Linked DNA regions of Homo sapiens: region 2 is linked to region 1. The links are chromatin contacts, found by Hi-C or POLR2A ChIA-PET in ENCODE. All regions are on one chromosome and are shown on one strand. Each heading gives the region's core, a stretch centred on a gene start or an enhancer-like site at or near the end of the contact. The rest is flanking DNA. Distances are from core to core; before and after follow the strand shown.

What was found. Hi-C counts contacts between places; a loop is a spot of excess contacts on that map. ChIA-PET counts read pairs that join two places held with the same protein, here RNA polymerase II (POLR2A). Pooled maps may share reads with other maps.
Region 2: a pooled map shows a loop between it and region 1 (5-fold over the local background). The contact joins the enhancer-like site here to the promoter of PSAP in region 1. A Hi-C loop is called at or near these places in 5 of 50 pooled maps. POLR2A ChIA-PET finds 5 or more read pairs at or near these places in 3 of 52 experiments (GM10248, OCI-LY7 and activated T-cell).

The regions. Positions count from the first base shown.
Region 1 is chr10:71,847,773-71,853,023 of GRCh38, forward strand. PSAP (prosaposin) reads right to left here and starts at 3,479. Exons shown (of 14, transcript NM_002778.4): 1 at 3,410-3,479. The coding sequence starts at 3,449. RefSeq lists enhancers at 1,738-2,237, 2,629-3,159, 3,160-3,690.
Region 2 is chr10:72,104,043-72,109,355 of GRCh38, forward strand. All of the region lies in intron 9 of ASCC1 (activating signal cointegrator 1 complex subunit 1), which reads right to left. Among named protein-coding and RNA genes, the nearest start is that of SPOCK2, 18 kb to the left of the region's middle. Within about 2 kb of position 3,414, at least 6 of the 41 ENCODE cell types and tissues checked have a DNase peak (open chromatin) inside an H3K27ac peak, as active enhancers do.

The sequences.
Region 1 (5,251 bases), core at 2,229-4,728:
GATTTACTATTAATAAACAGGAGATTTATCCAAAATCCCTGACAGGCCAAGACCTGAAGTTCCTACTGATATTCAGCAGGCCAGGCTATAAATTCACATGTTATTGAAAGAATATATATAACACCTTCTAGCATCCCCAGAAAACATAACTGTCTTAGCGTGGTGTAGACAACATTCAGCAGGCTAGCCACCACACAGCTGACAGCTATCAGGGCATCTAAGCTTCAGGGAGCACCTGCCACATCCCAGGCACCATCCCTCATGCCTTACACCTAGCTGATGAACACGCTCCTTTTTCCACCAGAGGACTCACCTAACAGCAATACCCTCCATGATCCCATTTGTAAAAGATCGAAACTGCAGCCTTCACATCTATGGTGTTCAAAGGTTAACAATGTTTCCTTCGGGGCAAGTGGGACAGGGCAGTGAATGGGTGAACAGGGGCCTCTGGATGCTACTGCACTGCTCCCCAACCTCGGGGGCTGCTCACTTTGTGGTAATTCATCAAGTTGTCTACTTAATCGTCCACGTATGTAACTTACACTAAGTTTTTAAAAGTTAAGAGGTCCATGTGGACAGAGGGATATGGAAAAAGCGAGCACTGTGGAGTCTTGGGTTCTGGTCCTGGCATCCCCAGTAAATGGTCTATGATTTGGGAGAGTCACCTCTGGGCACCTCCAGGTCTTCATTCCTTACAAAGGGGTCAGATTACATGCTCTCCAATTCTCTCATGGTGCCATGGCTTTGCTTTCGCTTTTAGGTGGGGAAAAAGGAGGGGCAGCTGGATGGGCAGAAAAGTAACTCAAAAGCAAGTGTCTCTACCACCAGGACATCACTGAAACACAAAATACAAAGCCCATCCCGATTCAGGGTGGCATTCTGTACTACGACAGTGTCACGAAGAAAGTTCTAAGTGCCTCTCGGGCAGCAGACAATGGCTGCAGTCACCAGGCACTTTCACTAACAAAACTCATTATCATGTCTAGAAATTTTAGGAGTAACATTTTCACAATATCACAAAGGGGCCAGAGCTGTGAAGGCCAGGGAGCATTCAAACACTGTTATCAGCACTGACTTTGGCCTAATCCTAAAGGTAGGACAGCAAAGTTAAACCAAGGCCATTACAATACCTCCCATTTACCCGAGTGTTCACGGAAGAGGGTCCCTTGGTTAACTAAATATTGTGGTTAACCATAAGCCCATATATACCAGAGGTGGATTTTATATTTCCCGAGACACGATTGAGTCCCTTTTGGGTGATGTGAATGAATCAGAACTCTTAAGGGTCTTGTGAGGAGTGACTCAACGTCAACAAGAACAATGGATAATGTAAAAAGAAAGAAAAAAAATTGCCCTGAATCAGTATAAAAAATTTAGAGACCAGCATTAGTTTATTATACAGACCATGGAATAACTGCAGTATAAGCTTGAGTATAAAATCAAAATGATTTTTTTATAAGCAGATCATCTTTCATTGTGTACAAGTAAAACAAATTTAAGAGCTTCGTATAGGGTCAAGATACATTCTTGAGAGCTGCTGAAAGCTAACTCATTTCTTCGGTTTTGCATCAACCCTGTCATCCACTTTGTTACTTTTTATTAAAATTTGGGTAGCTAGGTTAAAAATGGCAGCCAGCCCTTAAACTACATATAGTTACTAAAAAACAGACATTGTGGTGGGGGCTGGGTGCGGTGTCTCACGCCTGTAATCCCAGAACTTTGGGAGGCTGAGGCGGGAGAATGGCTTGAACCCGGAAGGCGGAGGTTGCAGTTAGCCGAGACTACGCCATTGCACCACTCCGGCCTGGGCAACAACAGCGAAACTCCGTCTCAAAAAACAAACAAACAAACAAAACAAACAAACAAAAAAAAAACGGCCAATAGCGTGCAAGACTTTCTTTTCTCTTTTTCTTTTTTTCACAGGTGGGGTCTTGCTATGTTGCCCAGGCTGGTCTCCAACTCCTAGGCTCAAGCGATCCTCCCACCTCGGTGTCCCAATGTGCTGGGATTACAGGCATAAGCCACCGCACCCAGATGCAAGACATTTCAAAGCAAGTGAAATGAGGACCCCATGGCAAAATAACTGGACCAGAAAACCCTATATCGCCTTCAATACCTATGAGAATTAAGCTCCGATTTTTTTTAGCTTGCCCAAATTCCTATCTAAGGGGTGTAGGAATCATACCCTACAAACCATAAACTCTCATCAGATGGGTTTTATTTGACCCCATATATCGTGACTTACTTTCCAATCTGACTCTGGCATAACATTTTATAAGACAAGGAAAAAAAAATCAAAATATCTAACCCCAAAATATATTTCCTTGCCATACCTTGAAATTGCCCTGCAAAGTCTCTTGTGGGAAAAATCCACATTCTATAGAGAATCCCCTTTCCCCTATGTTTTCCTTCCTTCCTCTCCAGATCCAGGAGATAATCAACTAAGAGCCAGTCACCCTTTCATTTCCATAGAAATATTTTACAACGTGCTCGCTCTCTTAGTCGGCTACCTGAGAGCTTCCTCTGCACAATAAAACTTGGTCTCCACAATCCTTTATCTTAACTTGAATACTTTCTTTCTATTGATTCTAGGTTTTCAGATAAACTCAACCAATTATCAACTAGAAAATGTTTAAATTTACCTATGGCCTGGAAGCCCCCCGCCGCTTTGAGTTGTTTCGCCCTTCTGAACCAAACCAACGTATTTCTTAAATGTATTTGATTGATGTCTCGTGCCTCCCGAAAATATGTAAAACCCAGCTGTATCCCAACCACCTTAGGCACATGTTCTCAGGACCTCCTGAGGGCTGTGTCACGGGCCATGGTCACTCATATTTGCCTCAGAATAAATCTCAAAATATTTTTACAGAGTTTGACTCGTTTTGTCAACACCTAGAATCCAGAGTAAATACATATGCAAACGTCAATATAGATGATACACATGTGCTTCCTGCAGCTTCGCTACCCTTACAAACAGGCAACTGAAGCCAACGGCCAAAGTGTCCTGCGGGACGGGGCTCCAGCCCACCTCGATCACGTGCGCCCAGCACAGGCACAACACAGCTGCCCAAGGGGTCACCCTACAAGACTCACCCACCCCCACAGTGGGAAGCGCAGCCTGAGGGAAGGCCTCGGGGCCCCAGCCGCGCAGGAACCCACTCGAGCCCCGAAGGAGATGCTGCCCAGGGCCTGGGCCGTCCTCCCGGGGGCATTTTCGCAGCCCGCCCCCCGCAGCCCCCAGCCGCCCAGAGAAAGCCAGAGAAAGCCAGCGAACGCGCCTGCGCAGTGCGCGCGCCCCCTTGCCAACTAGGGCAGGGGGAGCAGAGGGGCCAGGCCCGGCACAGCCCATTCTGGGGCAGATGGACGCTGCGAGGCACCTCCTCCCCAGGATGAGGGTCCCAGGGCTTACCCGCGCCCAGGAGGCTGGCCAGGAGGAAGAGGGCGTACATAGCGCCGTCTGACTCCGCAGTCTGCAATGCGGAGCGTCAGCTGATCCCCCGCAGATATAAATCTGCCCTGCCCCAAAGCCGTCCAGAGCGCAGGCGCTAACCCCGCCCCATCCGGGCCTGCCCGAGCTCAACAGCGCCCTGACTCAGCGCCTCTGAGGGCGCCTGCGCGAAGGGGAGGCCAATAGGAGGGGGCAATGGGAGGGGCGAAAGGAAGGGCTATGGGGAGGAGTGAGGAAGAACTTGGAGAAAGGGAAGGGAAAGGTCATAAAAGAAAAGCCCTACTAATTGAATAGGTCAGAGATTATATATGTAAAATACCTTTTAAATCTCCACATTGTTGGCCGGCCGCGGTGGCTGACGCCTGTAATCCCAACACTTGGGAGGCCGAGGCGGGCGGAGGGTTCAAGACTAGCCTGGGCAACGTGGTGAAACCCCATCTCTACAAAAAAAAAAATACAAAAAAATTAGCCCATTGTAGTAGCGGGTTTCACATAGAATAGCTTGGGGTTTCACATAGAATAAGTAGTCGTGTAACAGGGTACAGGGCTCAGTCCTGGCCAGGGGCACGTGGGGGCAGGTGGTGGCACCTGGTCAAAGGCAAGTCTGGGCTGGGCATGCTGGCTCACTCCTGTAATCCTAACACTTTGGGAGGCCGAGGCGGGCGGATCATGAGGTCAGGAGTTCAAGACCAGCCTGGCCAATATGGTGAAACCCTGTCTCTACTAAAAATACAAAAATTAGTCAGGCGTGGTGGCGCTCGCCTGTGGTTCCAGCTATTTCAGGAGGCAGAGGCAGGAAAATTGCTTAAACCCGGGAGGTGGAGGTTGCCGTGAGTCAAGATCGCACTACTGCACTGCAGCCTGGACCACAGAGCGAGAGAGATTCCCATCACCAAAAAAAAAAAAACAAAAAACTTTTAAGCCTCACATTGTGGTACCGTTAAAGATGTAATACCATTCCTCACCCATCATAAGAGATCATAAGAGTCACAACCAACACTCCTGTAACGAGACAGCTTAAGAGAAAAGCATAACAAATTTATGTAATCAACGTTTTATGTGACATGGAAGCCTTCAGAAATTAAGACCCAAAGACCCTCTGCCTGTGGCTGCCCCTGCCAGGACCTGAACAGAGAATGATGATGACCCTCTCCAGAAGGATAAGAACCTGCCAACCGCAAGGCAGGGAAAGGAGGGGAATCTTAGCCCCTTAGGGCAGGCACTTAGAGGTCATTTACCTGTAGGGACATTGAGCCTAGGAGAGGGCAAGACGTTTATCCAAGGTCACACAACAGGTAGAGATAGAACCTGGCCCGAAGCCAGGTTTCCTGACCCAGGAAGGGCAAACCTACAGTTCCTCCAACTTCCTCCAATCTGCAATCCGCTCTGGAGAACAACCCCAGGGACTAAGGCCTCAGAACCTTCAGTTCTGCTCCCCTGCAATCTCCCTAAGTGCCCCCAGCCCCCACCACAGCTCTGACTTCCTCTGGGGAGCCAGATGGGGAAGTGTGCCCCATGCACCACAGTGGGCCATGTGAGGCAGCTGAGTGAGTTGGGACAAGATGTGGTCTCAACTGGACGCCTCACAGGTCGGCCTCAGTGGCCAGATGGAGACTTCGTGGCTGCTCCACCTTTGGGCTTCCCAAGGCCAGGCAGAAGCGTGGGGCAGACCACACAACAACTGGTTAAAAGCAAGGGAGCTAGCCGGGCGCGGTGGCTCACGCCTGTAATCCCAGCACTTTGGGAGGCCGAGGCAGGCAGATCACGAGGTCAGGAGATCGAGACCATCCTGGCTAACAGGGT
Region 2 (5,313 bases), core at 2,164-4,663, 260 kb after region 1:
GCCTCAGCCATGAACCTAGTGATGGGTGAGAGAAGAAATCTTTCCTCTCCTACAAAATAAAGGCAAAAAACTGAGATTCACACCCAGACAGCCTCACTCTAGAGTCTGAGCCCGTTGATTCCTGTACTCTATTGCCCCTTAATGTGAGTGGCTCCCCTTGAAACACAGCCCCATTAAATAGCCACAGTGAGGAACGCTGACCCAGACAACTCCCAAAGACTGAAATGAACATGTTCTTTCACTTGCTGTTCCTATATTCACTGCCACTGCTTTTCCTGGACCTGGTTTAAGAATCGGATGGCTCTAGCTCAGCTGGAAGCATTTTAATTGAATTCTGGATGAAAATAAGCACGAGTCAACTAAAAGGCTATATTTAATTTGGTATTTGAATGGGGAAAGATGAAAAAGCTTAAACTACAAGTTTAAAAAAAAGAAACTTGGTTGCTCTTTTGAACCTGAACTAAACATGAAGAACAAAGTGTTGTATTGTTTAGAAAGTAACAGACCTAACAGGAAAAATTTAAATTAAAAAAGAATCTAGTTAAGGTGTCTGAATCATGTTGAATTTTTTCTCCTCACTGTTGTTTTATAACAATTCCCTTGGGGATTTTGAAACCTGAAAACATTTTCCCTGACACGCACACACATACAGCCCTGTTGTTATGGAAGTCAGTATTTTTTAAAACCTGCTATAAAGGAACATAACAACGAACAGTACACAAAACTACAAATATTTAATGAGGAAATGGAAATAGGATTAAAACTGCCAATCGCTGTGATATAATTAGTAAATAATAAGTACTGACTTGGACGATTTAAGAAAATTTAAAACCACACCGGGCGGGGTGACTTATGACTTGAGTTCAGAGGGATGGCTGGACTCCAGAGGAGAGATGGCTTGACTTCCGGGAAGAGCCAGCCAGAAACAGGCAGACTTTGGGGTAAGATTACTTGCCCATCCCGTCCCTTCTCCAGCTCCCATGTCTGCTGAGAGCCATTTCCATCACTTAATAAAATTCTCTGCCTTCAACATCCTTCAAGTGTCTGGGCAACCTCATTCTTCTTGGATGCCAGACAAGAGTTCAGGACCCATTGGGTGCGGGTACCCAGAAAAGGCTGTCACACTGGCCCTTTGCCCTCAGTGGCAGAGGGCAGCCACCCCACATGACGAGGCAAGGGTACCACTGAGCTGATCACACGCTGCTGTCCACAGACAGCGGGACAAAGAGAACATTCTAACATGCCCTCTGGGGCTTTGGGGATCGCTGGCACCCTCACCTAGACACTGCCACGGGGCCCACACAGAGCCTGCTTCTGCCAGCACCCAAAATGGCCAGCCAGATCCCATACTCACTTGCTCACGTGCTCCCTCCCACAAGGGGTTGAGCACAGAGAGCCAAATAAATGGGGCACCCCCGTCACAAGTCTGACGAAGAGGTCAAGAAAAATCCTGCATCAATAATATCTTTAGAAAATTAAACAAACTTTTCCTATCACCAAGTAAAGAGAGAAATGTAGACCTTTGATGAAAGGTTTTTGGTCAAAATCAAGGTTTTCCCTGACAAACAATGGCAAGATAAAATCCAACCATCCTGCTGTCCCCTGCTCACATGATCTGTGAAGCCTACCATTTTCAGTTTGTACATGTTTCTTTCCTAGGGAGAACACAAAGGGAATTATTGATTTCTGGTAATGTTGTGGTATACACTGAAAGAAAACAAATAGCAAGATTTAAGGGCTCACTGTGGTTATTTTTCCTTGCATTCGTTTCAAAGCTTCTACTCCTTCCCCATTGCCCTGTGACACAGCCATCAAAGACCAGAAATAACTCCAAATGCAACAAGGCTGCCAAAATGAAACTGGCAATCTCAAACAGAGGTGGGGAGGAGGGTGGAGAGGGGCCTTTTCTTATATCTGTGACCTCGGGCTATAGAACCGAATAAATGGCCAGTCCGCAACAGCACAGTGACAATCTGCTGGGGATCCCTGCTCACTTGGCTTTCCCAAATGAGGCTCGCTCTTTTCTTCAATCTTAGACAAAGCTGTGGTTACTCTCTTCCAAGATCCCTCTTTTAAGAAAATCTACTTCTTGTGCTGGTGGCCTCGGTGAACTATTTGCTGTCTCAATACTACTTGAATAAGAAGAAATTCAGTTTTGAAGTTAAAAATGAAAATTCAAAATATTCAAGTCTTACGCTATTTATAATCATTCTTGACACACATGAGATAAACCAACCTTTAGAATATAATCTGATGCAACTGAAAGTAAGTACAGGGGGTTCAATTAATTCAAGTATTTAGAAGGATGTTCTAGGTCATATTTCTCTCTAAGAAAGGATGCTATTGTTCTCATGTATGGCAATCAGACTTTTGAAACTCAAAGCAGAGTGAATAGGAATAGCAAATGCATGCTACTTTGAGGTTTTCCCAGTGTTTTTCTTCCACAGCCTGTTTACCAACTTCTATTTCTCACAATTATCCCGTTTATAGATAAAAGTAGTAACACTATTTTGTACTTAATAATAACACTTAACCACCTACCTCCCTATGAGGGATGGTATGAACAGAAGACAGGCTGACAAGTACTTTGAGCTCTTTGGGAAGGCACTCCCAGTATGAAGCCTTGCTGTGGTTAAATAACACCTTTCATCTAAGGATCTAAAAGTGTCTTACAAAGCCCAGCTCATTAACTCCAAAAAAATTGCTATGATATAAACCAGAGCTGAGCATTATTATCCCCATTTATATAAGAAACAGGGACAAGCTAGGACCACTAATACTGTCAGAGAAATTTAAGAGTTCCTGGGATGAGGCCTAGGATACAGGCCAGTGGAAGGCCACGTCCACAAGGCAGTGTGTATGGGCCTCTCAATTCCAATAACAAATATGTACCAAAGAATGCCAAGTGGGGAAGCAGGTCCATCCTTAGGCTGTGCATATACAACCAGATAGCAAAGAATGAGGAGCAAATGATGTGAAAAGCTATCATCACAGCCCTTGGAAGATCCCAATTGCAAAACATCAAAACAAATAATGGTATATTTCAGATGCATTCCTCATAAAAGAGGCATGTAGGTACAGGACTAGTATGACTTCAGGGAGCAAACAGAAAGATACAAATACCAGACTAAAAATATAATCGATTTTGAAAAAAAAAAAATCAAGGTTCTTCGTATGTCATGTTACTAATCTCACTCAGAATTAAGATCACTTTATTGGGAGTTAAGTCATCAAAAAGAATTAAGTTCACAAATAAGTTACCCCCCCCCCAAAAAAATAAATTTTGTTTCAAAGTTATGTTTATTAAAATTCCTCAAACCTAAAAAAAAAAAATTCTGAGTTTCTGCCAAATACCGTGCATTTGTCTTCTGGGCCACCTGTGAGATTACTTCTGAGGAGACCAAATGTGGGAGGTAGGAAGAGGCAAGAAGGAAATGGAGATCCACCACATCCGGGGTCAAAAAAAACCTTCCATCTACTTTAAAAATACTCACATGGGCTGTGCCCAAGTGGATTCTTTCTAAACATCATCACAGAAGAATGTAATTGAGTCTGTTTACCCTAAGGTAAGTCATGCTCCTCTACACACAGACACACATACCTTCACCTAGGTACAAAAAAATTGATATTTCTTTTCTACTGAAGAAAGGGCACAAAAAGTTTCTTGGGCAGACTAGACGTTTTTAATGCTTTCCTATTGTGAAAATAAGTAATTCAAAATCTAAGCTGTTGGAATCTTAACATATTGTAAGGCTTAAGGGAATGTGATTATGTGAGTCACTTAAACTTGTATCTGTAACCTGGGCAGCTGTAACTGTTGTTTTTCTGATTATAGATTAGCCTTTTTCCTCACCTACACTGTTTTGTAAATGGTTGTAAATGAATAAACAGTGCCAGAGAAGATCCCTTCCCTTTTAACTGTTGATCTTCATTTTGATTAAACTTCCCTCTTACATTTCTCATACAAAGACTTAAAAGACTATCACATCATCTAGGATGGTATGTTAAATACTTTCTTTTTCTTTTTCTTTTTCTTTTTTTTTTTTTTTTTTGAAACAAGGTCTTACTCTGTCAGCCAGGCTGGAGTGCAGTGGCGTGATCACAGCTCACTGCAGCCTCCACCTCCCAGGCGCAAGAGATCCTCCCTCCTCAGTCTCCTGAGTAGCTGAGACTACAGGTGCATGCCACCATGCCTGGCTAATTTTTGCATTTTTTATAGAGACAGGGTTTTTCCATGTTGCCCAGGCTGGTCTCAAACTCCTGGGCTCAAGTGATCCTCCTACCTCCACCTCCCAAACTGCTGAGATTACAGGCGTGAGCCACCATGCCAGGTCCTACACTCCTAAGTTGGAAAGGAAGTGAAAACAAGCTGTACAGAAAAGAAAACAAACTGTAATTAACTAAATTATAGCTCATAAACCAACCTTGTATAGAAAATGTTATAATCCTACTAAATTTGTTTTCTGCCTATATAAGCAGGACCTTAACTTTTAACTTTAAGCACTGACCTCATTTCTGTGAAGTCCCTGTTTCCCAAATGGCCATTCCCAGCTTTTCACTTGAATAAACTTTTAAAAACTGAGTTCTGATCCTTTCCATTATTGCTGGTCGACATTATCAATGACTACAGACCCACTCCCTCCCCCAATTTCTCCATCTTTAAACAGGGATGATCCTTTACAAAGATGTTCTGCAGTTAAAGATAAATTATAAGATGAAATTTTGAGCTCTGATTATTATTGTCACTCACTGACTATAATCTCTAATGCATCACTGCAGGAACCAAAATGCAGAGTATCCTTAAAAGAAAAAAGGAAGAAGGTTTATCAGGTACTCTGACAGCTTACAGGCTCTACAGTCATTATCTGGTCTCATAGGGCTGTAATATTTTTAAAGACCAAAATAGGAACATCTACTTCAGAATAAAAGACAATGAGGGTGGCAGGTAGTGACTATCCTAGAGTCATCTCCAAACACAGCTTAACTCTGCCCAAGATGCCACTTTTAATCTGAAACATCAGACTGCAGTGATCAGTGGTGTGAGAGCCAATAATATTATAGTAGCTAATAATAGCCAATAAAAGAGAGGACATAATGCCCTTCCAGAAGGCCTGGGGCACCTCAGATCCAAGGAGAAAGGTCAAGGGCAGTCTGTGGGAGGAGCAATTCTTATCAACATCGTGGCCTCTATTAGGAGAGCAGCAAAAAGGCTGTTAAGTCAGTAGAACAGCTGTGATTTTTCAACCCATCAGCAGGCCACTCCTGTTTTTGTCTCCATTAAAATAGTACCAAAAGGCTTGTGTGTCCCCAGAG